Regions from separate parts of the Homo sapiens genome. Here regions 2 and 3 are each linked to region 1. The links are chromatin loops, found by intact Hi-C in ENCODE. Cell type or tissue: IMR-90. All regions are shown on one strand. Each heading gives the region's core, and the rest is flanking DNA. Links, peaks and the distances in the headings are about the cores only. Region 1 has its middle 40 kb from the start of MIR9851. Region 2 overlaps PNLIPRP3 (pancreatic lipase related protein 3). Region 3 has its middle 24 kb from the start of PNLIP.

Region 1 (8,399 bases), core at 210-8,209:
CAGGGAAACCACATGCCCGTGGAAGAGGAGAGGTGAACTCGGGGGTGCTGGCAGGGGCTGGAGGTGGGAGGTAGTGAATAGGAGATGCCAACCTTTTCTCAACAATTTAGTTGCATCTTAGGGAAAATGGGGGCTGAGGAGGGCCCTATGATGACAACTTGAATTGGGTAAAATTTAAGGATAAGGAATTACTAATTAGTAATAAGGTAGAATTCTTAAGTGTATGAAATGAATAATATGTAGCTAAAAAATAATGATATAGCATTAGGCATTTGAGACATGTGGACTCCAAGCAATTAACCTCTATTCTTCTTCTGAATTGCAATTGCACTAATTGGCTGCTTTACTCTGACGGGGCGATATTAACCTTTCTGCTTTTCTCTAAAGGAGCCAGTATGTTGGGTGGATGTGCTGCTCTGGTTTGGAGGAAAGGTATTTTTCCTGAATAATAACCTATTTGCAATTTTTCTCCCAAATGGTTGCATTGAAAAGGTTCTGTCAGATTTTCTTGATAAAGCTTCATCTATGGAAAAGATGCTTTAAACACATCTGACCTCCTTTGGGAGCAGTTGGGAGAAATGGCCTATCTAGGCTCTTCAAGCTTCAGACATCCTTGTGTTAATAGCTTCTCCTTCATCCAAGCAGCACACACTTGTGGAGGGAGGGCCTGCACATTCCAGGCCTGTCCTGGGTGTTGGGGACACAGCACTAGCCAGACAGTCTCCTGCTCCTGTGCAGCTTGTAACTCAGTGAAAGCAGAATATCAAAGGCAAATAAACACGTAGATTTAGAATGCAATCCCAGGGCTATGAATACAAAGATAACTGGACGGGCCAGGTGCAGTGGCTCATGCCTCTAATCCCAGCACATTGGGAGGCCAAGGCGGGCGGATCACTTGAGGTCAGGAGTTCGAGACCAGCATGGCTAACATGGTGAAACCCTGTCTCTACTAAAAATACAAAAATTAGGTGTGTGTGGTGGTGCGCTCCTGTAGTTCCAGCTACTTGGGAGGCTGAGACAGGAGAATCGCTTGAACCTGGGAGGCAAAGGTTGCAGTGAGCCAAGATCATGCCACTGCACTCCAGCCTGGGCGACGGAGTGAGACTCTGTCTCAATAAAAAAATAAAAAATGATAACTAGACAATGAGATGGGGTCTGGGAATGGAGAGTGTCCTTTAAGGCAGGGTGGGCCAGAAGGCTTCTCTAAGGAGGAAATATTTGAGCTGGGCTGTGAATGAAGCCAGGGAAAGAGGCTTGTGAGTAGAGGATCAGTATTCCAGGCAAAGGGAACAGCAAGTGCAAAGGCCCTGGGGCTGGATGTTCGGGGAGCGTCAGGAACAGCAAGGTGGCCAGTGTGCAGCATGAGTGGGCTGAGGGCAGGAAGAGGAGGGAGACGTGAGGTTAGAAAGGTCATCAGGGGGCTGGGCGTGGTGGCTTACACCTGTAATCCCAGCACTTTGGGAGGCTGAGGCAGGCGGATCACGAGGTCAGGAGATAGAGACCATCCTGGCTAACACGGTGAAACCCCGTCTTTACTAAAAATACAAAAAATTAGCCGGGTGAGGTGGCGGGCGCCTGTAGTCCCAGTTACTTGGGAGGCTGAGGCAGGAGAATGGCGTGAACCCCCAGGGCGCGGAGCCTGCAGTGAGCCGAGATCCCGCCACTGCAGTCCGGCCTGGGCGACAGAGCGAGACTCTGTCTCAAAAAAAAAAAAAAAAAAAAAAAAAAAGAAAGATTATCAGGGTCCATACCATGCAGGGATTCCTGGGCCATGGGAGGACCTTGGATTGATTTCCAGTGTGCAGCAAAGCTACTGATGGAGCGTGGGCAGGGTCTGGTGAAGGCTCTCACTGGCTGCTGTGGAGGGAATAGACAGAGGTGGGTGAGGATGACAGTGGGTGTGGAGGTGCAGCCATAAATGGAAGCAAGACCTTAAGAGGGACGTCTGGGCATCCGGTGAACCTGACCCGTAGTCTGGAGAGAGCTTCCAGGGATATGAAGCATGGCCAGAGATAATGCCCTCCTCACCTAGAAGCAGACATTAGGCCCTTCAGAAATGCAAACGGGCACTGAACAGTCACGTCAGCTTCACTCTACGACGTGTTGATAGTCAATATCCTGGATGATGCACCTTAAAAACGAACCCTCAATTCCATGCCTAGGAATTTACTCAGCAGGAATAATCAGACAAGTGCACAGTGACTACATCCAAGGTACCACTGTAGCTTTGTTCCTGGCAGAAAAAGTATAAGCAGCTTGAGTGTTCACCAACAGGGCATTATTCAGCTAAGTCATAGCACATTCAGGATTCAGAATTCTATCATCGAGAGGATAATATTTTTAAAAAATCTTATAAGGGGAGAGAAAGTAAAAGCTACAACTTATACTCATCCTTCATTTCCCAGTCTTATTTCCTAAGAGAGTTTCTGGAGTATCCTTCAAGAAACATTTTCTTCTCAGACACAGGCATATACATATATATCTATATATGTCTATATATCAATACATATATAATGGTATATGTATATAAATATATTTTTGTAAGCTAAAATAGGATACTTCTATACGTATTATTTTGTAATGTAATTTTATTTTGCGATGTGATATATCTTTGACATATTGCAGCACCAGTGCATTAGATTAATAGCTGCATAGTGGCTGGGTGCGGTGGCTCACACCTGTAATCCCAGCACTTTGTGAGGCCAAGGTGGGTGGATCACCTGAAGTCAGGAGTTCGAGAGCAGCCTGGCCAACATGGTGAAACCTTGTCTCCACTAAAAATACAAAAATCAGCTGGGCGTTGTGGCAGGTGCCTATAGACCCAGCTACTAGGAGGCCGAGGCAGGGAGAACTGCTTGAACCCGGGAGGTAGAGGTTGCAGTGAGCTGAGATCTTGCCACTGCACTCCAGCCTGGGTGACAGAGCAAAACTCTGTCTCAAAAAAAAAAAAAAAAATAGCTGCGTAGAATTCTACCAGATGGATATATCATAATTGACTCAGCAAGTTTGCTATTAATAGATAGTTTCTCTCATTTATGTGAGTTTATCTGTGGGTATATTTTCACACGTATAACTTTTTCAATTGAAAATATTAAAAATGATGATGTAGCATGTATTATTGTGCAGATACCCACAATATATAATTAAGAGAAAAAAATCAGGCTACAAAATTGGGTGTGTTGCACAGTCCCATTGCTATCCATTTGCATGTATCTCTGTGTATGTGTTGATAGAGTCTGGAAGGATACTCACCAAAATGCTAGCAAGAGCTACAGATCACAGCCTGGTGACTGTAGGTGTCTCTTTTTCCTAGTGCTTTTCATTATTGTTTTTTTAGAATGAGAATATGTATTTTGCAAGGGGAGAAACAAGCTATTGTATTTTGGGAGAAGAGTTAGTTGGGAACCAGTTTGCGAACTATATTTAAAATATGAATTTTGCGTTTGCATCTGTGCTTTTCTTACTGAGTACTTGTTTTCGCTTCGGTATTAAATGGTACTTTTTTCTTCTCCCGTTTGGAACACTCAAGCGTGGGCCCGCCTATGGACCTGGGCGCAGTTCACCAGCTCCACCACCAGAGGGCGGCGTTTGCAGGATGTTGTGCGCACGGCCGCCTCCCGCCGTTTGCGGGGGTCTAGAATTTTGCAGGATGTGCTTTGGTCGGCTCGGCCAGAGTAGAGACAGGATGTACGCGCGTTGGTTTCCAGTTGGTGCTGTGACACAGATATTTTTCCTTCCTCTGCTTTTAGCGTAGCATCTGAATTTAACGGCGTTGCGTGGAGGTGGCACGAGGGAGGGATTGGCTTGCAGAGCTCCCGCCCTGCCGTCCTGGAAGCCCTCCTATCCCCGACCCTCAGGCCAAGTCACTGTCCCCAACTTCCACCATAGACCAAGCAGACTCCTACCTTCAGAGTCTGACCTGATTCCAGGGGATTTAGGGTGCCCCCACGCTGAAGCCAGTTTGGAGGCTTCACTCGCACCCCTCCATGACCAGGCACTCCACTTCTTAGTCCTTGTGCCAAGCGGCTGCCAGGCACTCTCTTCCCTTCTTTCCTCTTCTTTTCACCTTCTGAAGTTTTTGGAAAAAGCAGTGCATATTAATAATAACAATTCAAACAACACAAAAGGGGGAAGCAAGTGAAAACTAAGCTCCCCGCCTCCCACCCTAGCCCCACTTCTTCCCCAAAGGCCATAATTGTTAAGAGGTTTTGGAAAAGTATATCCTTCCAGAAATTCTAGATGCATATAAAAATACAGACGCCTGTACGTTCAAAACCACACCCTCCACTCAGTTTCTCGTTTGCATTTAGCAATGACGCTGAAAGCCTCCCACATCACTTCACAGAAGGCGCCTGTGGTTTTTTTTTTTTTTTTTTTTTTTGCTGGCTAGAGAGTATTCTAGTATGTGGATGTGACATGCTTGATTTGACATTTGGGCACTTTCCAATCTTGTGCTTATTAGGAGCAGTGGGCAGTAAATATCCTCTATACACAGCTTTAAGCACCAATGCAAGAGCTGCTGTTGACTAAATTATTAAGAGTGGAATTGCTGGTCAGAGGGTAGAGGCCCTTCTAGCTTTGGTATTTCCAGATTGCTCTGCAAAGGACTTTTAAACCAGGCCGCACTCCCACCCAGAATGCATGAGATCCCATGGACGTTTTTGCCCTTGGTTGATCTGACAGGTTGCTGGTTCTCAATCTTGACTGCAGTCAGAATGACCTGGGGAGCTTTCTAAATATGCCAACACGACAGTATCCCAGACCAATTAAAGCAGAATCTGACCGTGTGTGTGTGAGTGCGTGCGTGTGTGTATGTGTGTGTGTGTGTGTGTGTGTGTCCGGGAGGTGATTGGGCATTGGCACTTAAAACATGTCCCCAGGAGGCTGGGTGCAGTGGCTCCTACCTGTAATCCCAGCACTATGAGAGGCTGACGCAGGTGGATCACCTGAGGTCAGGAGTTCGAGACCAGTCTGGCCAACATGGCAAAACTCTGTCTCTACTAAAAATACAAAAATTAGCTGGACGTGGTGGTGGGCACCTGTAATCCCAGCTACTCAGGAGGCTGAGGCATGAGAATTGCTTGAACCTGGGAGGCAGAGGTTGCAGCGAGCCAAGATTGAGCCACTGCACTTCAGCCTGGGTGACAGAGCCAGACTCTGTCTCAATAAATAAATAAATAAATAATTCCCCAGGAGATTCTAATAGGCAGCTACAGATGAACGCCACTGAGACAGATGAGAAAAATATACCATTTAAATGTACATTTCTTGAATTATAAATGAGAACGAACATTTTTCTGTGAGAACAATGCTTTAGACATTTCTTAGATCATGGATCCCTTTGAGATTCTGACAAAAGCACTAGATCTTTTTTTTCTTTTTTTTTCAGGAAAATGTGCACACACGCACCTGTGCCTCTACCTGAGGGGCCATAGGCCCTGGAGCTGCTCCCTAGACCTCCCTAGAGTCCTGAGCCCAGGCTAGGGGCAAGGCGGAGTTGTTCTGCGCAGCCTGTTTCCCCACCAAATTACCAAAAATATAGTTAAACTTAGGAATTCAGTTTGATCCATAACATAAACAGTCTATTTTAAGAAGTATTTACCACTGTGTCTCAGCCCCTGGGAGCCCTGCCTTCCATGCAACCCCACTGCTGAGATTTGCTGAGAGTCTCTTCTGCAGAACCCGCTCCATCTCCTGCGTAATTACCCGAGAGGCTCCACGTGGGGCTTCTCTGGCGCTAACCTCATAGGTGAACCTCATGAAGCTACAAAGATTCCCAGTGCACAGGTGGGCGTTAGATCAGCAAAGGCCTCATGACGGGTGCAGGAGTCGGGATGTCTCCCAGGGCCACAAAGAGATGTAAGCAGGGGAGGATGCTAGACCACTCAGGCAGAGTCTGAGTAGGCCATGGGGTGGGCCTGCAGTCTAAGGTGAGGGGAGGGGGGGAAATAGGAGGAATCTTGCGGTATTAGGGCAGTGGGGCAGGAGGGCTCAGCGGGGAAAGGCAGAGTCAAGTGGGTGCCTGGCTTCTGGCTGGGATAACCGGTGGATGGCTGAGACCATTCCCTGGGAGGGAGGGGGTGACAGCAGATGCCAGTGCTCAGAGGGCAGGTGGATATTTGGGGTAGTGTGTGTGTGTCTGTCCGAGAGGAAGAGAGAGGGATCATGAACAGCAGCATGCGGTGGGCAGCAGAGCCCGAGTGTGCGTTCCCCCAAGGCTGGGGAGTGAGCTGGGCTTTATGAGTGGGCACCTGCTGACCCCTGCATTGAGGTGGAGGCTTAGAGGGAGAACCAGGGAGGCAGGCGGGGATCTGGGTGGGGGACAGCCGTCCTGGGGCTGGGGTCAGGCAAGAACATTTCTGTCACAATGCCCTGATGCCATGCTCTGCTGGTGGCCAGGACTGCTCTCAGCTCCCACATCTTGATCTCTGTCCCCGGGCTGCCATGTCCACTGGCAGGCCTGGGTCGGGGCCGTTCCTCCTTCCTCCACAGCAGCACTAGGCTGTGGTGGCCAGAACGTTCCCGAACAAGACATCAGTCCTTGCCTGTGTTCCAGAATTCATACTCCTCCTTCCCACTACCTGAGGCTTTGGACATTTGAATGATGGTGGCGGTGGGTGGGAGGGGGAGGAAAGGAATCTGAGAGTGGACATGCAGGGGTCAAGCCCCAAAGCCATCTCAGAGCAGGGCACAATGAGGGTTTCCAGGACGCCCCTCCCAAAGGCTGGGAAATGTCTCCTCTGGAATCCAAGCTCCAGAGCCTCTTGTTGGTCCTCAACTTGTTATTAGGGCCTGAGGTGCTTCATGATGCCAAGAAAAGAGGAACACAGCAGGGCCTAGAACCAGCAGGACTGGGGCCTCTCTGGTTTCTCCTGTTGGCTCCTGCCTAGGAGCAGCTGCCTCCCTGTCTGCTGTTGTAGACACGTGCCCTCAGCATCTCCAGCCCAGACTGACAGCTCCGAGGTTAGCGTTACAGGCTCAACCCCAGACGGAGAGGCTCTGTCTATGTTGATTTCTATTTATCCCATCTAGTCCAAAGATCCCAGGGAAGGGATTCATTGACCCAGCTCAGCCAGGGACTCATTCCTCAGCCAGTCAGCTGGGGCCGGAAGCACAAGTCCCCAACTGCAAGGGCAACACGTGGAGGGAACGGGAAGGAGCAACTCTTGCTAAAGGGACGCTAGGCAGACAACTTCATAAATGTCAATCATAAGCCAATCTTAAAGGCATTCACTCATTCCTGCACTCATCCATTCATTCATTCATTCATTCCCTCAACAAACCTTTATTGAGCACCTACAGAGTCCAGGTACCACTCTAAGTGCTAGGCTTACTGAAATGAACAGGACAGATGAACTTCTTGCTCTAGTGGAGCTTACACGCTAATAGGAAGATAAACCAATAAACGAGAAAGTGACCAGGATGTGAAAAATGCTCTGCAGAACAGAGAAATCAGGCAATGGACTTTGGAAAGTGCTCAAAGACCCTGCGCTGCCACTTGCAGGGCAAGGGGCCACCTAGGTCAGGAGCGGCCTGCCTTGGAGAGACATGCATCACCCCAGCCACTGCCCATTGGCCAGAGCAAGTCACAAGGCCCCAGCCTAGCCACAAGGGAAGCTGGGAAATGTGACTTTTGTGTGTCCAGGAAGAGGAAATGGGATTGGCAAGCACATGGCCAGTCATGGCTGTCCCACTTAGCCATCTGGTTCCCTAAGAGGTCAACACTGCAACCAGGTCCTGATGTGTCCTTCCAGTGAGATCTTTTGGATACATAAGAAAAAAATAGATGTAATTATGTAATTTTAAAAACCATAAATGGGCTGGGCATGGTGGCTCATACCTGTAATCCTAGCACTTTGGGAAGCTGAGGTGGGTGGATCACTGGAGGTCAAGAGTTCAAGACCGTACTGGCCAACATGGTGAAACCCTGTCTCTACTAAAAATACAAAAAAGTAGCTGGGCGTGGTGGCACATGCCTGTAGTCCCAGCTACTCGGGAAGCTGAGGCAGGAGAATCGCTTGAACCTGGGAGGCAGAGGTTGCAGTGAGCCATTGCACTCCAGCCTGGGCAAGAGAGTGAGACTCTGTCTCAAAAAATACCCATAAATGGTGGTATACTAACACACCATTCTGTTCCTTGCTCTTTTTTCCCCCCACTTAAGACTATATCACAGACAACATTGGAGGATTTGGATCTGGGCAAGAATGTGCCCCAGTTTATGTGTTACAAAACTCACCCTGGCTAGCGGGAGAGAGTGGACTGGGGTGGGGACGGTGGGTCAGGACTGTTGCAGCTGCTGCAGTTGACGGCTGTAGCTCTTTGTCCGTGTGCAGCCTGTGCTCCAGCCAAGTCCACCCACACGCTCATTCATTCAGTGCTTGACAGTCAATAATCGTGGG
Region 2 (8,399 bases), core at 238-8,237, 340 kb after region 1:
TTTTTAAATCTTTCGTGTATTTTCTATAGGTACTTTCTTTGTGACTACCATAGGGTTTACATAAAATATCTTATAATAGTATAATAGTGTATTTTAAGGAGATAACAACTTAATTTCAATCATATACGCCAAAGTCAACACTTTTACTTGTTCACATCACATGCTTCATGTTATTGATGTCATAATTACGTCTTTTTTATTGTGTATCCATTAACATATTTTTAGTTATAGTTATTCTTAATACTTTTGTCTTTTAACTTTTATACTAGAATTAAAAGTAATTTACACACACATGTTACAGTATTTTGTATTTGTCTATATGTTTACCTTTACCAGAGAGTTTTATATTTCCACATACTTTCCCTCTTTCTTTCTGTTTCTTTTCTTTCTTTCTTTCTCTTTCTTTCTTTCTTTCCTTCCTTCCTTCCTTTTCTCTCTCTCTCTCTCCTTCCTTCCTTCCTCTTTCATTTTTTTTTTTTTTTGATGGAGTCTCACTCTGCTGCCCAGGCTGGAGTGCAGTCTGTTACCCAGGCTGGAGTGCAGTGGCACCATCTCAGCTCACTGCAACCTCCGCCTCCCAGGTTCAAGTGATTCTTATGCCTTAGCCTCCCATGTAGCTGGGATTACAGGTGCGCGCCACCATGACCAGCTACTTTTTTGTATTTTTAGTAGAGATGGGGTTTCACCATGCTGACCAGGTTGGTCTCGACTTCCTGACATCAAGTGATCTGCCTGTCTTGGCCTCCCAAAATGTTGTGATTGCAGGCATGGGCCACCACGCTCAGCCTTCAATTATTATATTCTTTTGCTCCAAGATTTGTTTGGTACTTTTTATATTTTTTTAATCTTCTTGTTGAAATTGTCACTTTGTTCATGCAATATTCATTCTCCTGACCTCATTTAACATTTTTATGATGGTTAGTTGGAATTCTCTGTCAGTTAAATCATATATCTCTGTTTCATTAGGGTTAGTTTCTGGAGATGAATCTGTTTCTTTGGTATATATTGTTTCTTCATTTTCCTTGACTCTTTATGTTGGTATTTGCACATTAGAAAAAATAGCCACCTCTGCGAGGGTGTTCATGGATTGTTCTTTGTGGGAGAAGACTCTCACCAATCAGCCTAGCCAACAGTTCTGGGCACCTGTCAAAACTTTGTGCTGGTCCAAACTACTATCTTCATTCTTAGCAGCCCTCAAGCATCTAGAATAAGCTGAGTGCCATCAGCACTTCCAAGAGAGTCAAGACAGAAATCAGTCTCTCAGGCAGCCCCTGGAAAAGTTGGAACTTTTGATTTGCAGTTTAACTCTTTTCCTCCCAAGGAGAACATGGGATCTAGGGTATTCTACTCAATCACTTTGTTTGTCTGCACTGAGCTAGGGGAAGGGGCTATAGTGACTGCTTGAATGACATCTTTCTTCCCATCTTTGTTCTCATTGGCCCCTAGATACTAAAATATTCTGGGTTCTATCAGTGCTCCAAGACATGTGAGATTGAAGTGATTACCCTAAGCAGCCCCCAGAAAAGCTGAAACATTGGATATGACGTCCCACTTTTTCTGTCCACAAGGTGAAGCGGGAAGCTAGGAGTTTCCTTCAGATCATATGGTGCTGGGTCAGAGGTAGAAGTTAAGACAAGAAGGTATCTCAAATTTTCCTCTGGCCTTCGTTGTAGCTGGTTTTATATTTACCCAGGATGTAAGAGCCTCTCAACTAGTTTCTTAATTTCTCACAAAGAAAATTTGTCTGTTACTGTTGAATCAGTGTGCTTGTCAGAGAAAGAAGGATCCAGGTCTCCCTATTCCTATTATCTTAATAATGTCACTCCTGAGCAAGCATTTTTAGTTTCACCTAAGTTTCAGGCTCTCATAATTATCATGAAAATCAAGCAATTGATTTATACTTGCATACATTTTTCATTTGATCAAATATTCCATTTTTTTCCACCAGTTATGACAGTTTTATAAGTCACAGAACAAAGAATATTTTCTCTCTCATTTACATATGTGAATAACTGCCAATGAATGCTACATGGTCATTAGAACATCCCTTCCTCTACTGTTGCCACTATTTTTTTTTTTTTTTTTTTTTTTTTTTGAGACGCAGCGTCGCACTCTGGCCCAAGCTGGAGTGCAGCGGCGCCATCTCGGCTTACTGCAAGCTCCGCCTCCCGGGTTCACACCATTCTCCTGCCTCAGCCTCCCGAGTAGCTGGGACTACAGGTGCCCGCCAACACACCCAGCTAATTTTTTGTATTTTTAGTAAAGACGGGGTTTCATTTTGTTCGCCAGGATGGTCTCGATCTCCTGACCTTGTGATCTACCCGCCTTGGCCTCCCAAAGTGCTGGGATTACAGGCATTAGCCACCACTCCCGGCCGACTGTTGCCGCTATTTTAAATGACTATTTTCTTTCCTATCTCCTTATATAGGTTGGTATTTGAGATCACTCTCAGCCCTTATCCCCTTCATTCTTCTCCTTCTTCCCCATCTTCCTACCCCATTCCCAAGCACCTGCTTGCCTCAGTACCAATCCAGGTGGTGAATTGTGGTGGGCTAGTAACTTGTGATGAGATGACAGAAAGAGAGGTGGAGAAGAGACTCAGCTGTTCCTTTAGCTGCTCCTTCTTTAAGCTTGAATCCTGAATTATCCCCAGAGGCCCTGGAGCCCACTCACCCTAAACCCTTTTCCCACTTCAAGGCTGCCTATTCAATTCAATGAACATTTTAATTCAACAAACATTTTTCCCTTCAGTTCTGCAAACATCTCCTGTCAGCTTCCTATGAACCACTATTATTTATTTATTGGACATAGGAAAGCCCACAGCTCAGGCCCTAAGGTCAATAAAGAAACTCACAAAAGCTTACAGCTGGCTTTTTTTTTTTATAAAGAGAAGATGAAGATGAATCTGATTTCATCCTTTCAAAGACTTTCTCTAAAGATCTTGTACCTTAGTCTTCCCTGATAGAGTGGAAAGAGAAGATAGAGAAGTGTCGGGGCATAAATGAGTCTTTGGATCCCTAATTCCTTCTTCAGGATGTTTACTGACAGTGGTCAATGTTCAAATATCACCTAACCTGGTTGCTCATACAATTTGTTTCTGCTTCTGCCATTCTCCATTCTACTGCCTTGCATTTTCTTCACCCAGTACTTGTCACCAACTGACATTTTCTTGTTCATTTGTTTCTGTGTGTGCCTCCATTGCCTACTAGAGTGTACATTTTGTCAGAGCAGAAACACTGTCTTACTTACAAGTCATATCTTCCATGCCTAGCCCACAGTAAGTGCAGAGTGAAATATATATTTGTTGAATGAATGAATGAACCCTCCTTAAAAATCTGAAAGGATTATGCATCTTTAGATTTTACTACACTGCATTTTAGGGTGGGAAATTACTTTTTAGAAAGCATTTGGAGATTCGTGAATGTCGCAGAGTATAGGCCTAATAAATAGCAAGGTCTATTTAATTCCTTTAGAGAATATGTGTGTTAAATAGTTGTGTCTGGACTGGCCTACAGACCTAACTAATTCACAGGCACAGAACCCTGTTTTTGTGTGAAAATACATGTCATATTCTAAACAAATAATATTTGAAGGATGGTAACAATTTATAATTCTAAGGATAGATTTACAATTGATGAAACTGATTGAGGTGGTCTAACATGCTGACCAAGGCAGTGACCTTGCGGGGGCAGTTTTTAGTGATGAGCCTGTGTAGACACACTGCCACCTAGTGGTGCTTCAAATAACCACAGACTCTTTACTGCGAAGAAACTTTTCCTTTTTTGTCTGCCATATACAAATGCTTATTATTTCACATGTTCAGTACCTGTCTAAGCTAATAAAAAAAGACATTAAATTGTCCCAACTTCTGAGTGTTAATATCCAAAACCAATTCAATATAATTAAAAAAAAATCAACTCTTCTTACCATGAGAACATCAATAAAATAAGCCACCTCAGCACCAACAACACGGAGATTGTTTACAGCATGGATGTATTCCCGTGAACCGTTGATCCAATCTAAATTAATGCAATTTATATCTTCCAGCTGTAGCAACACCTGGCACAAAGATTTATATAAATATTAAATAAATAAGTGTTCAAGGAAACCGACGTGTCTCAACACTTGATTCCATAATAAGAAATTATACTAGTAGGTTGATATGGTTAGACTTTGTGTCCCCGACCAAATCTTATCTTGATTTGTAATCCCCATAATCCCCATAATCTGCACGTCTCAAAGGAGAGACCAGGTCGAGGTAATTGATTCATGGGGGTGGTTTCCCCCGTGCCGTTTTCGTGATAGTGAGTTCTTATGAGATCTGATGGTTTTATAAGGGATTCTTCCCCCTTCACTTGGCACTTCTCCTTCCTGCTGCCTAGTGAAGCGGTGCCTTCCGCCGTGATTGTAAGTTTCCTGAGGCCTCCCCAGCTATGCTGAACTGTGAGTCAATTAAACCTCTTTCCTTTATAAATTACCCAGTCTAGGGCAGTTCTTTATAGCAGTATGAAAATGGAGTAATACTTAGGTGTTAATAGAGAACCTACCACAGGCTAAGCTCTGTCCTAACCCATATATATACGTATGTCCTAACCCATATATATATATATATATATATATATATATATATATATATATGCACACACACATACATACACACACACACACACACACATACACACACACACACACACATTAGTAATTAGCACCTATGCATTAGTACCTATCTCACGGAGTGAGAATTAAATTTATATATATGTGTTTATATATATGTGTTATATATATAAACACATATGTGTTATATATATGTGTTATATATATAAAACACATATATATAAATTTAATTCTCACTCCGTGAGATAGGTACTAATGTTATCTTCACTATATGGCCTTATAAATATTTAACTGCTTATGATGTTAGCAGTCTATTAATCTTAAGTATAGGAGAGAAAGATTAATTTCATGGAGTTAACTTGGAAATTGTTTTTCTTAAATTAAATGAGAAATTGATCATACCATTTAATCTCCTGTCAAGAGAAGAATTTATTCAAGAGTGATTATACAAATTTGCTTCCCTTGTAATCTGTGCAATTTATAATAAAAATAAATGGGAAATGGATAACTAATTTGAGGCCCCAGAACACGGATAATTGTGGATAACTGAATGGAAGATTTCCATGAATATACATCAATACCTTGCAAAGTACATTCATGTTAAACATAAAGCTCGCATGCTAGTGTAAAAAGGAGCTTATTCATGTCATACATTGCACATGTCTCTCTGCCATTTGCCATCTGTTTTCCATCCAGCTATGTTGATACGGGTGATCTTGTCTGTTCCAAAATATGAGGCTTGGATAGTTGAAGAATTAACCGCACTGATCTCCTGTTTCAAGCAGAAAGAGATTAAGGAAAAATAATAATTAAAAATTATTTAATAGTTAGTAGACCTATTCTAAAGCTGCTCGAAAGCCTTTCACTAAATTTGATCTTTAGCAACCTTCTTTAATATATTTTTACTAAATAGTTATGGCTACATATTATAAAAGTACCAAAAATTATTATTATTATTATTTAGAGACAGTGTCTCACTGTGTTGCCCAGGCTGAAGTGCAATGACTCCATCATAACGCACTGCAGTTGCAAACTCCTGGGCTCAAGCCATCTGGCCGCCTCAGCCTCCTGAATAGTTGGATTACAGACCCATGACACCACACATGGCTAATTTTAAACAATTTTTTTAGAGACAGGGTCTCACTATGTTGCCTAGGGTGATCTTGAACTCCTGGCCTCAAGTGATCTTCCTACCTCAGCCTCCCAAGTTGCTGGGATTATAGGCACGAGCCACCACATCTAGCTCAAAAAGTTAATGCATTATAAAATGCAGTATACGAATTCAACACGAGGAAAAAATCTTTGATTTTTAAAGTAATGTTTGCAAGACAATGTTGGGAAGTTTAAATCATAGTTTCAGTAAATCTTATTTTTGTATAACATTTCTCAGTGATCAGTGTAATTCATGAGAATTAAAACATGCCTAGAAGCATGCCAAAAACATGGCAAAATGGAGGTTGTCCACCCCACTTTATGAGTAAGGAATTGAGGTTAGAATCTCATCACATGAAATACACCAGCATATTGGAGATAATTTTATATGATTATGTCAAATATTCTTTTGTATTTCTTGTATTTTGTTGGATTGCCTTAATAACAAAACTCTCAAAGACTTTAGGAGACTATAAATTTAAGTGATTTTGTTATTTAAAACAATAAAAGGCACAAGTATAAGCAATTCTATTGGAAAAAATGAATACTTAAATCAGCAAATAGCAAGTCTGACAGTGGTGAATCCTATAACCTGGAAGCAACACATTTAGATATTTATGAAATTCAAACAAAGAGCCTATTTCTGGCTACCTGTGTTTAATAGTAATGCAATTAATCATACAATTTGCTGGCTAGGTAAAGTGTCTCCAAGACTGTAAGCTAATGGTTATGAGAGTCATAAGTTGGCTTGCTCAGTAATTATAATAGCTAACACTCCTATCTGTCTATTTGCCAGGCATTGTTCTAAGCACTTTATAGAGTAGCTCATTTAACTCTCAAAACACTGTGAAGTAGGTACTAATTTTAAAAATTAGAAAAGGGGACTCTGAGGGGCCAAGTAACTTGCCAAAAAGTACTGCAGCTAATGAATCCTGGAGCCAGAGTTCAAATCCACATGGCCTTTGAAGTTAGGTGCTTAACCACTGGGCTCTCAAGCGATGTTCTGATTATAGTGTTCTCTGCTGATAGGGCCCAAACCAGATGTGGGATTTGCTGAAGTGAGCAATAAAATCAATCATCTTCAGGCCTTCTAGGAAGCATTTTTCTGCTAAATAATCCAATCCAAGTACAAAAACATGATTCCATCTATGTCTCTAAGATAATCCAGGTGCTCACTCATTTCAACTCTCTTAGGCCCAGCTGGAGCGCCTCAAACACCTACTATAGTCCCATTTCTACATCTGAAAAACCTTTTGGAGGGAATTTAGTCCGAAAAAAATTGTTTATTCTTTTCTCAACATGAGAATAGCATTCTGACAGGCATTGTGGGGTCTGAGCATCTGTTGTCATGCTAGTGTAAAAAGGAGTTTATTCACATCATACATTGCACATGTCTCCCTGCCATCTGCCATCTGTTTTCCATCCAGGTATGCTGATATGGGTGATCTTGTCTGACATCAATGAGGAGTTTAATCAAGTAGAATAGGTAGAGAAAACACTTTCACATTCACTCTGGCACAACCCTCTAAAGCAGCTTTTCAACATAAATGTGGGAAACTCCATACACCATCATGGGATCAAAAGAAGACAGCTTAGATTCTGCTGCCACAAGGATAGAAACGAGGAAATGATGTCAATATTGTACAGAATAGGTTATCGAGAGGAAGGGTTAATTAAAGTATCAAGGTTTATCTGGGCCTTTTAGCATTCTTTGACTGAGCAGACATGAAGCATAATAGGTACGAGATCAATCCATTCTGATGACTACATTTCCAGTGATATCATCTCTAGCAAGTAAAAAATAGTTACCAGTTAGGTATGTTCTATCCTTGACTAAAGCTGCAGACACAGAAACTACCGGAAGTGTGCAACATGTCCATCACCACCAGTGACTGTATAAGTCACTCTAGGTTAAGGTGTCATGGATTCATGGGGGAAGTCGGTTGGTTTTATTCTTACAGAAAGGTAACTGTAAAGACCTGTGACCTCCAGAAGACCAAGTTTATCGTACCACACCACATTTACCTTTGACAATTCCTCACTTGGAGAAGAGAGTATGTTAACTGTGTAGAGTTAATTTCTGATTTGTTTATAAATGAGTCCAATTCATATAGCATATGAGTCAGGCCTGTGGAAATCCTTATTTTAATTACACACCTTGACTCATCCTATATCACAGTTGTTAGAAAAACACTTTAACAGCAAACAATAGGCTTCCATCCATTACAAAATTCAGATACATATCTGGTTTAATTACACATGATTCTTTCCAAATGGAGGGAAGTGGGGAAGGTGTGAAGAACATTATTTAGGGAAGTACTTAGTTTTCCAATTTTCTCTTCATTGGCAGTAGGACCCAGCTTCACCTAAACACTGTCTTTATCACCTTCTGTTTTACTGACCGTGCTCCACAGAATTCAAGTGCATGGCCACTTATATAAAAGGATAAAAGGATCAATGAGCCTGATGAGTCCTAAGAGTGAAGATCAGGGAATAGAGTTAGTCCTAAGTGGATAAATATGCCCTGAACATCCTAAAAGGCAGAGAAGGTGCCCCCAAATACTTGTATTCTACATAGATTCTCTTCACTTAAAAAAAAGTTGATCTACTAGCGAACAATACAGTCAGGATGG
Region 3 (8,399 bases), core at 265-8,264, 270 kb after region 1:
TCCTGGATAAGCAGTATGTAAAATAGTTCTTACATGCATAACGTGCAGAAAATTGTATGAGTCATAAAAATTACTGAAAATAATATCCTGTTTCTTTATGGGTGATACTATTCCCTAGTCACTGCCATGTCAAGACACTTTCCCTTATGAAACTTTACAGGAAGGGCAAGGATATCCTGCAAAGATATCTGTGTTGAGAATATTACTGGAAAAATCATTTAGCTGTTGACACACTATAAATTCTCTTATAAAATCGGACTTGATTACACATTAATGACCTTTTTTTTTCTAGTTAGTATCCTGTTCAGGATATAACGAGATAGGCATTATTGCAACTGGATCAGAATCACACTGTGACATTACAGCCTTAGGACTCATTTTGTAGTTCCCAAGAGCTGTTTCAAATAGGTCATAGATAAAAGTGTGAAACAAACTTAGAGAAAAAGATTGATTCATTTAGATGAGTCTTACTCATTAATGGATAGTCTAGATTAGCTCAATGAAATGTTTATAATAAACATTCTTTCTCCAACAGTTTTCTTCATTCACCCTGGCAGAATACTCACAGAACACTGGCAGTCTTTGGAACAATGTTTGAAGTCCTTATACATTAAATAAAATAAGAACTAGATAATATTTAGCAAGTTTGGCAAAACAATATTTTCCTGGAAAAAATCTTTCTACACACAAAATGGTTTTATGGTCCCAGACTCATTCTCTATTTACAGAATAGAAGAGAGAATTCTTTTTGCATATGATATTTCTTTTCCTTTACTTGGAAGAAATATAGATTCTTGCTATTCAAAGTGAGGTCTGCAGACCAGCAACCTTGGCAGAACCTGAGAGCTAGCTAGTTACAAATGCAAAAGCTACTTGTTCCTGCTGAATGGGAATCTGTATTTTAACAGGATCTCCATAGGACTTTGTGAGCACATTGAAGTTTGAGAGATGCTGATCTGGATGGCCCCAATTTGACTTATCCCCAAACCTAATATACTTGAAAAGGGGCCGGGCGCAGTGGCTCACGCCTGTAATCCCAGCACTTTGGGAGGCTGAGGCAGGCAGATCACCTGAGGTCAGGAGTTCAACACCAGCGTAGCCAACATGGCGAAACCTCGTCTCTACTGAAAAATACAAAAATTAGCTGGGCGTGGTGGCAGGCTTCTGTAATCCCAGCTACTGAGGAAGCTGAGGAAGGGAGAATTGCTTGGACCTCGGAGGTAGAGGTTGCAGTGAACCAACGCAGTGCCACTGCGATCCAGCCAGCCTGGGCGACAGAGCAAGACTCCATCTCAAAAAAAAAAAAAGAAGGAGAAGGGGAAGTTAATAAAATTGCCATCTGAGCAATAATAGCTGATCATCCTTGGAAACTGGGGTCCAGGAGCTCCTCTATTTGGGGGTTATGGTACCACCCTCTACATAGTTTGCATCTACAGATAGAGCATCAGCGGCATCTTCAGGCTTCTTCAAGCTGGGAAGATCCAATTCTAAAGAAATATTTACACTGCTGGGAAAGCAACCATCATGAGAACTGCCTGCCCCTCTCTGGGATTGCTCCATCAGAGCCCTGGGCGTGGAACATTCCTCTATATGGAAGCTAAGTGCTGAGCTGTTGCTTGTTCTCTGATGCTTTTTCCTAATTAGGAGAAAACTCGCCCCTGTTCTGGGTACAGAGTGAGCTTCCTTGTATTGCTCAAGTGTGTGCTACATGGCCAGCCTCACCAGTATATCTTCTACCACCACACCACCCAAGGGAATGTGGGTGTTCTCCAGCAGCCCAAGAGATCTGTGTTCAGCCCTTCACCCTGCGTTGGCTATTGGGAAGGACTTCTGGCCATGGGAGGTGGGTGCACACCACAGGGTACCCTTGATGCTGGTCTCTTCTTCCTGTGAGTAAAGCATTGATCCAACCAGTGCCTTGTGTGTTGAGTCCTCCTTGGCCTCTCCAAACCTATAGAAGATGCAGTAGGCTCTGATTTCTGGTGGTTGGCATTGCTATGGTCTTTGGTGTCCTTACTTGGATTGGGTAGCTGGGTCTTCGAGCCAGACACACTCGTCATGTTAATAGCATAGATGTGAATGCCTAGGGGCATTGCCTCTGTGGGCGGGAATGTGCACAAAAATCCAGCTTTATAATTTGGTCTATGTATGGGATGAGACTCCCCTGCCATTTTTGTTGTTGTTGTTGTTGTTGTTGTTGTTGTTGTTGTTGTTGAGACGGAGTCTCGCTCTGTCACCCAGGCTGGAGTGCAGTGGCGCGATCTCGGCTCACTGCAAGCTCCGCCTGCCGGGTTCACGCCATTCTCCTGCCTCAGCCTCCCGAGTAGCTGGGACTACAGGTGCCTGCCACCGCGCTTGGCTAATTTTTTGTATTTTTAGTAGAGACACGGTTTCACCACGGTCTCGATTTCCTGACCTCGAGATCCGCCCGCCTCGGCCTCCCAAAGTGCTGGGATTACAGGCGGGAGCCCCCGCGCCCGGCCCTCCCCTGCCATTTTCTGAAGTGAAATCACCTAGATTGCCATTTACGTTACTGAAGAAATCCACAAAATTATCTCCTATCTCTCTAAACCTCAGTTTTTCTCTGTAGAGTAAGAACAATAATGGTAACTTCATCACGGAGTTATTGTGGGGAATATATAAAATAATGCATGTAAGGGCTTAGCACAGCCCCTGCTAAGTGGCCAAGAAGGGGCAGCTGCTGCAAATATCTAAGGCTGCTTAACTCTGAGGATTATCTCCTCCTTGGGCAATTACTAAGATTCTGCCAAAGGTGGGAGATGCTGGTTCCATAAAAGCAGCTCAGCTGTGATGGAGAACGCCTCTTCAGCTAATAACCTGCTAGAAATTCTAAATATCAAATATCTCTTCTAGGATATGTGAAGACAACCAAATTTCCTGAAGAACTGATGAGTTTTAGGAAAGCCACAGAGAGATAAGAGACTCACATAAGCACAGAGAGGAAGTAACAGGAAGAGGGTTACTGGTTCCCGAAGTGCCCCTCATCCACTGGGGGATTATGGGAGTTGCATCCATGTGATTTGTATCTACGAAGTTGACATTGTTAGCCAGAGTAGCAGATAACAGGTAGCCCTCGGTTGCCTACAGATGGCCCAGGGATTCTGCAGCCCACACCATTTTAATGTCATTATTCAGGGAATAAGAACCAGAAGGGTCTGACCTCCTTTCCTTCCTTCTTGAGTAATTGACACTACCTGGAGTTCAGCTGGTAGCTCTGCATCTATGAGTGATTGCAGTGGAAGCTGGCTGTGAAGAACTATACAATTTCTAGCTCTACAAGTTTAATTCCACTTAAATTACATCATGGAACTGGGACACTGGGAATGGCCAGCTGAGTGGGCGTGGATGCAGATGAGGTCCCCAAATCACTTTTGAGTCTCAGATAGTATTTATGTGTGAAACATGTTCTGCCAACCCCGCTATCGGTATCAATAAAACACAATCATGCTCACTCTCAACCCTTCAAAACTGGATCCTGTGTTCCTGTACTGAAAACACTTGGGAACCACTCTCCCAGGCGAATATGTAACTATTTGAAGTTAAATGTGCTGCCTGTTCTGCCCTGGGCTGCCAGATGAACAGGCTGTGAGTCGCCCGATGGCCTCATCTGCTCTCCTTCCAGCCTCCCCAGGAGAGTGGGAGCCCAGTGGTCTCCAACGATGTGAATCTCAGAAGACCAGTGTCCACTTTTGGAGAGTAAACGGTTTCAGAATGTGCCAGAATGAGCCAGTAATAAAATAGTGTATGTAATGGGAGCCTCTGGCTCCTTGATTTGCCAAGATAACCTGACAATAACATCTACAGAGAAATAATGGGATTTGGGTCCAATTAAGGGAAGATATAAAAGCACTCCAAATATTCATTAGCTATTTTTCTTCATAGTCATATGAGAAAATAACAGTACATCTAACTCTTAAGGTAGTTGTCATGGGTCATTATCTTGTCCCTCTGCTATGAAGAAGGAGTTAATTTAATAAGAATCATTGCAGGAAATTGTTATTAGAAAGAATTTCTTCAAGAAAACAATAATGAGAATAATGACTTAACCCCATGAAATTCAAGCATATCTGTTTCTTATAGGAAGTTTAGCTTTTCATTTACTCCATGAGTTTCCTATAACACAACCTATTTAATATTTTGGATGAATTATACCAATTTATTAGAATTGACACTGATAACACATGAAATTCAGTTTAAAGATGAGATTAATTCCTTAATTAAATTGCCTTAGCTATATTTACAATTCTAAAAACAGAAAAGACTAGTAAATGAGGTCAAATTGGCTTCTGACTGAAGCTAAAAATAGTTGTCATTCACAGTATTTTCCTGTTGAATAATGGGTAAAGCCAGTGCTCCTGGGGGAGTGACTGTGTCATTGATCACACCTAGAGCATTGCTTTAGGAAACACCCCAGAGAGCAGAGCCTGTGGGTTCCCATGTGACTGCGATATAGTTACCTGGCAAACACTCACAAGAAATGCCTCATTGCCTCCCACCACTCTTTGCTCCAGCCCACACACGTGTTCATCTTTTTCACCTGAAAAACGCAGGAACCATCTACAAAACTGGAAAATCATTCAGGACCCAGGTGTTTTCTCCTTTAATACATTTTTGAGGATAAGATAAAATTTCATCGATTTTTTACATTCTTGCCCACAAAGCTAATCTAACAGTAACAACCAATAGTCGGGATAAAAAATTAAATGTCATATTCCTATATATGTAGTCTCTGATACATTTTAATACGGAATCCAAACTAGAAGTTCAACCTGAGTGAAAACTTGAGTATTGAGAATTTTACTGTAATATAGGCACGGGATTTTTTTAAATGAATAAAACGTATCACTGGCTATTAAATGTGTAAGCAGCCACTGTTGTCATGCTATGTCCACCTTCTTCCACTAGAGGGCCCCTCAACTAAATACATTGAAGGGATGTGAAATTTTTTTTAAGATGAAAAGATCAATATTCTCTTTAATCAAAAAGGCTTTTGAATCTATACCATTATGGTACATTGGCGGAAAGTTATTTCACAGAAAAGCATGCAGATATTCGATTAGAGCTTTATAAGGCAGAGAACTATGACTAGAAGACAATGTCAACAAAATAAAAAATAGAAATGTACAGTGTTAATGATGAATGGAAACTTTTAAAAGAATAATAACATAACTTACAAACACTCTTACCTGTTTAAATATTATTATATTTTTAAGGGCAAGAGTCTTGGAAATAATCCTAAACATTCTCAGTTTTATAGATGGAGAAACTGAGGCTCAAGGAGGGGAAATAATTTGCCCGGGACAAGATCACCAGTTACTCTGTGGGGGCAGAGCCAGGTGCCCTAAGCATCCACTATTCTCTAATGTAATAGCATCCTCTATCTCTACCTATCCACCTATCTACCATCTACAATAAATAATTTTACCTCTGATTCTCAAGTCCTAGGAAAAGTCCCATACCACCTGACTTTTGGGTAATACTGCAGGTAGGATGGCCATTTTCTTCACTGTTATGTGGAACTGTGTTCCTACAGCCACACACTTCTGTTCTCCCATGATGTCCCTGGCTTCTCCAAATGTCCATCAACAGGTTAGCAGAAGAACAAATGTGGCATATCCATACAATGGAATAACACTCCACAATATAAAGGCGTGGCCCATTGTGAAATGCAACAACATGGACAAATCTTGAAAGCATGATGCTGGGTGAAAGGAGCCAGACACATAAGAATACACACCGCAATTCGATTTATCTACAATCCTAGACAATGGAAACGAATCTTTTTGCACAAAAAGAAAATTTGTGGTTGCCTGGAACCAGGTGGAGGAAAAAATGGACTGCAAAGGGGCAAGAGGAGACTCCCGGGAGTCTACCTTGATCATGGTAATGGTTTCACGGGCTAACACACTGTGCGAACTCATCAGATTGGCCATTTTAAATGGGTGCCATTTATTTTAAATAAAGTTTATAGCAAAGTTGGTTTTTAAAAATAACCCCATGAGGCAGGTGCTATTTAAATCCCTATTTGATAGAAAAAAAGCAAATAATAATGGGATATATTTATTAAATGGGAGAACAAGAATGATATCAACTTAAAAATAATATCAACATAATAAATCAATTACAATTAAATTATATAACATAAACACTCAAGTTTACTGATTCTAAAGATTTCTAAATATAAAATCTCATTATCTAAAGCCATCTAGATTTTTAAAAAATTAACATATTTTAAAATTAAGGGCTAAGTACAGTAAAGTACCCAAATATTAAATGCATCCTTTGATTAATTTCTATACATGTAAACACCCATGTAACTATCACTCAGATAAAGATATAGAAGATTCTAACAATGAGAAGACTTCCTTAGGACCCCTCCCATTCAGTAACCACTCCCAGGAGTCACTATTCTGACCTACATCACCTTTGACTATTACTTTTATCGTTTTTGAACTTCTTCAGATTGGACACTTTGAATAGGTGCCATTTATTTTAAATAATAAAGTTTATAACAAAGTTGATTTTAAAAAACAACCCAATGAGGCAGGTGCTATTAAAATCCCTATTTCATAGGAAAAAAAGCAACTAATAATGGAATATATTTGTTAAATGGGAGAACAAGAATAATATCAACTAAAAAATAATAATATCAACACAATAAATCAATTAAAATTAAATTATAGAACACAATACTTGAGTTTACTGATTCTAAAGATCATATGATTTGTACTCTTGGGTCTGACAGTTTTCACTCGATATCATGTCTATGAAAATCATTCCTGCTGTTGTGCATATTAATTAGATACTTCTTTTCAATGCTATGTAGTATTTCATTGCATGAATATACCGCAATTTATTTAGCCACCTATTACTAATAGGTATGGGTTGTTTCTGACTTTGGGCTATTAAAATAAAGCCACTATAACATTTTTGAACACATCTTTTGGTGAGAATGGGGCCATAATTTCTGGTGCGCATATATCAAGATAAGATTGCAGTGTCATAAATGTTTTAAAGTTGCATGTTTAGCTTGTTTTGATTAGATACAATATACAGGCATAAAATATAAGACTAATTAGTAGTTTTCCTGGAAAGTTGTTTTTGTTATCATTAGGTAAGCAGGTGTTAATATCTTTCCCACTCGGGGGTCTTTGGAAAACCTCCGAAAATGAATTTCAAGGATAACAGTTTTCTAGAATGTGACTTTGTCAAATGATCCATGATGAGTTAAAATGAAGTTCATAGCAGGTATTTCTTCCCCTCTGGCTTTTCTCCCAGGACCCCACAAACAATCATTCAAACCAGTGCTTCAACAATTTCACTTCTGTATGGGTGGCAGGAATGCTCTTTTCTAAGGAAGTAAGCTGTCTTTTTCCTGCCACTTTTCAGATCAGCCATACTTTCAGACTCATTTTTACCATTCAAGATAGATGGCCATTGCCATTAATTCAGTCAATTCATTAATGGTTTAGGCTTTACCTTGAGCACTTAAGGTTCCCGTCGTGACCAGAAGTTTTTCCTTTTCATGCATGTCTGAGCTTTTCCATCTCTGGCTTGAGTTTGAGGGTCCCCTGGATGCAAGTGCTACTTATGAGCAAAACAATATGAGTTCTTTCGAGTTTCTAAAACTACTCTATGAAAATAGATATCAAAGGAAAATACTCAGTATATTCAGTTTTATCCGTTACATAATTTGAAATCATATTTTCTTGGCACTTTACAAAAGCTTTTAAAAGTTTTTATTTATTTATAATTTTAGAGACAGGGTCTCACTTTGTCACCCAGGCTGGAGTACAGTGGCATGATCATAGCTCACCGCAACCTCAAACTCTTGGGCTCAGGCAGTCCTCCCACCTCAGCCTCCCAAGTAGCAGGCACACACCACCATGCCTGGCTAATAATTTTTTTTTTTTTTTTTTTTTAGAGATAGGGTCTTGCTATGTTGCCCAAGCTGGTCTCAAACTCCTGGCCTCAAACTCCTCCCGCCTCAGTGCTGAGATTACAGGCATGAACCACTTAGTCTGGCCACAAAGATTTTTATATAACATCTCTTTCAACACAGACATAAGTACAGGCATACCTCGGAGACACTGGGACCACAGCAATAAAAGGAGTCCAAAGTATTTTTTTGCCTCCCAGTGTGTATAAAAGTTATGTGTGTGCTACACTGTAAGGGTGCAACAGTATTATGTCTAAAAAACCAATGTGCATACTGTAATTTAAAAATACCTTGTTGCTAAAAAGTGCTAATGATCATCTGAGCCTTCAGTGAGTCATAATCTTTTTGCTGCTGGAGGTCTTGCCCCAGTGTTGGTCGCCAACTGATCAGGGTAGTGGTTGGCAAAGGTGGGAGGCTGTGGCTAATATCTTAAAATAAG

What was found. Peaks named below come from ENCODE experiments on the same cell type or tissue, not always from the same donor. Only the 100,000 strongest peaks of a DNase experiment are listed, where the experiment ranks them.
Region 2: it touches region 1 in a loop (13-fold over the local background); 4 of 110 quality-filtered maps call a loop at or near these places.
Region 3: it touches region 1 in a loop (8-fold over the local background); 3 of 110 quality-filtered maps call a loop at or near these places.

What each region holds. Positions count from the first base shown.
Region 1 is chr10:116,783,423-116,791,821 of GRCh38, reverse strand. It overlaps a transcript of HSPA12A not described here. Among named protein-coding and RNA genes, the nearest start is that of MIR9851, 40 kb to the left of the region's middle. RefSeq lists a silencer at 6,858-7,024. In IMR-90, for the core only: a CTCF peak has its summit at 3,569 (motif pointing right); a DNase peak (open chromatin) is centred at 3,571; H3K4me3 peaks cover 252 bases; H3K27me3 peaks cover 287 bases.
Region 2 is chr10:116,440,042-116,448,440 of GRCh38, reverse strand. PNLIPRP3 (pancreatic lipase related protein 3) reads right to left here. Exons shown (of 12, transcript NM_001011709.3): 3 at 5,267-5,386; 4 at 3,928-4,059. It also overlaps the pseudogene HMGB3P8. Among named protein-coding and RNA genes, the nearest start is that of PNLIPRP3, 16 kb to the right of the region's middle. In IMR-90, for the core only: a CTCF peak has its summit at 3,724 (motif pointing left); no DNase peak of the experiment used is centred there.
Region 3 is chr10:116,518,140-116,526,538 of GRCh38, reverse strand. No RefSeq gene overlaps it. Among named protein-coding and RNA genes, the nearest start is that of PNLIP, 24 kb to the left of the region's middle. In IMR-90, for the core only: a CTCF peak has its summit at 4,925 (motif pointing right); no DNase peak of the experiment used is centred there.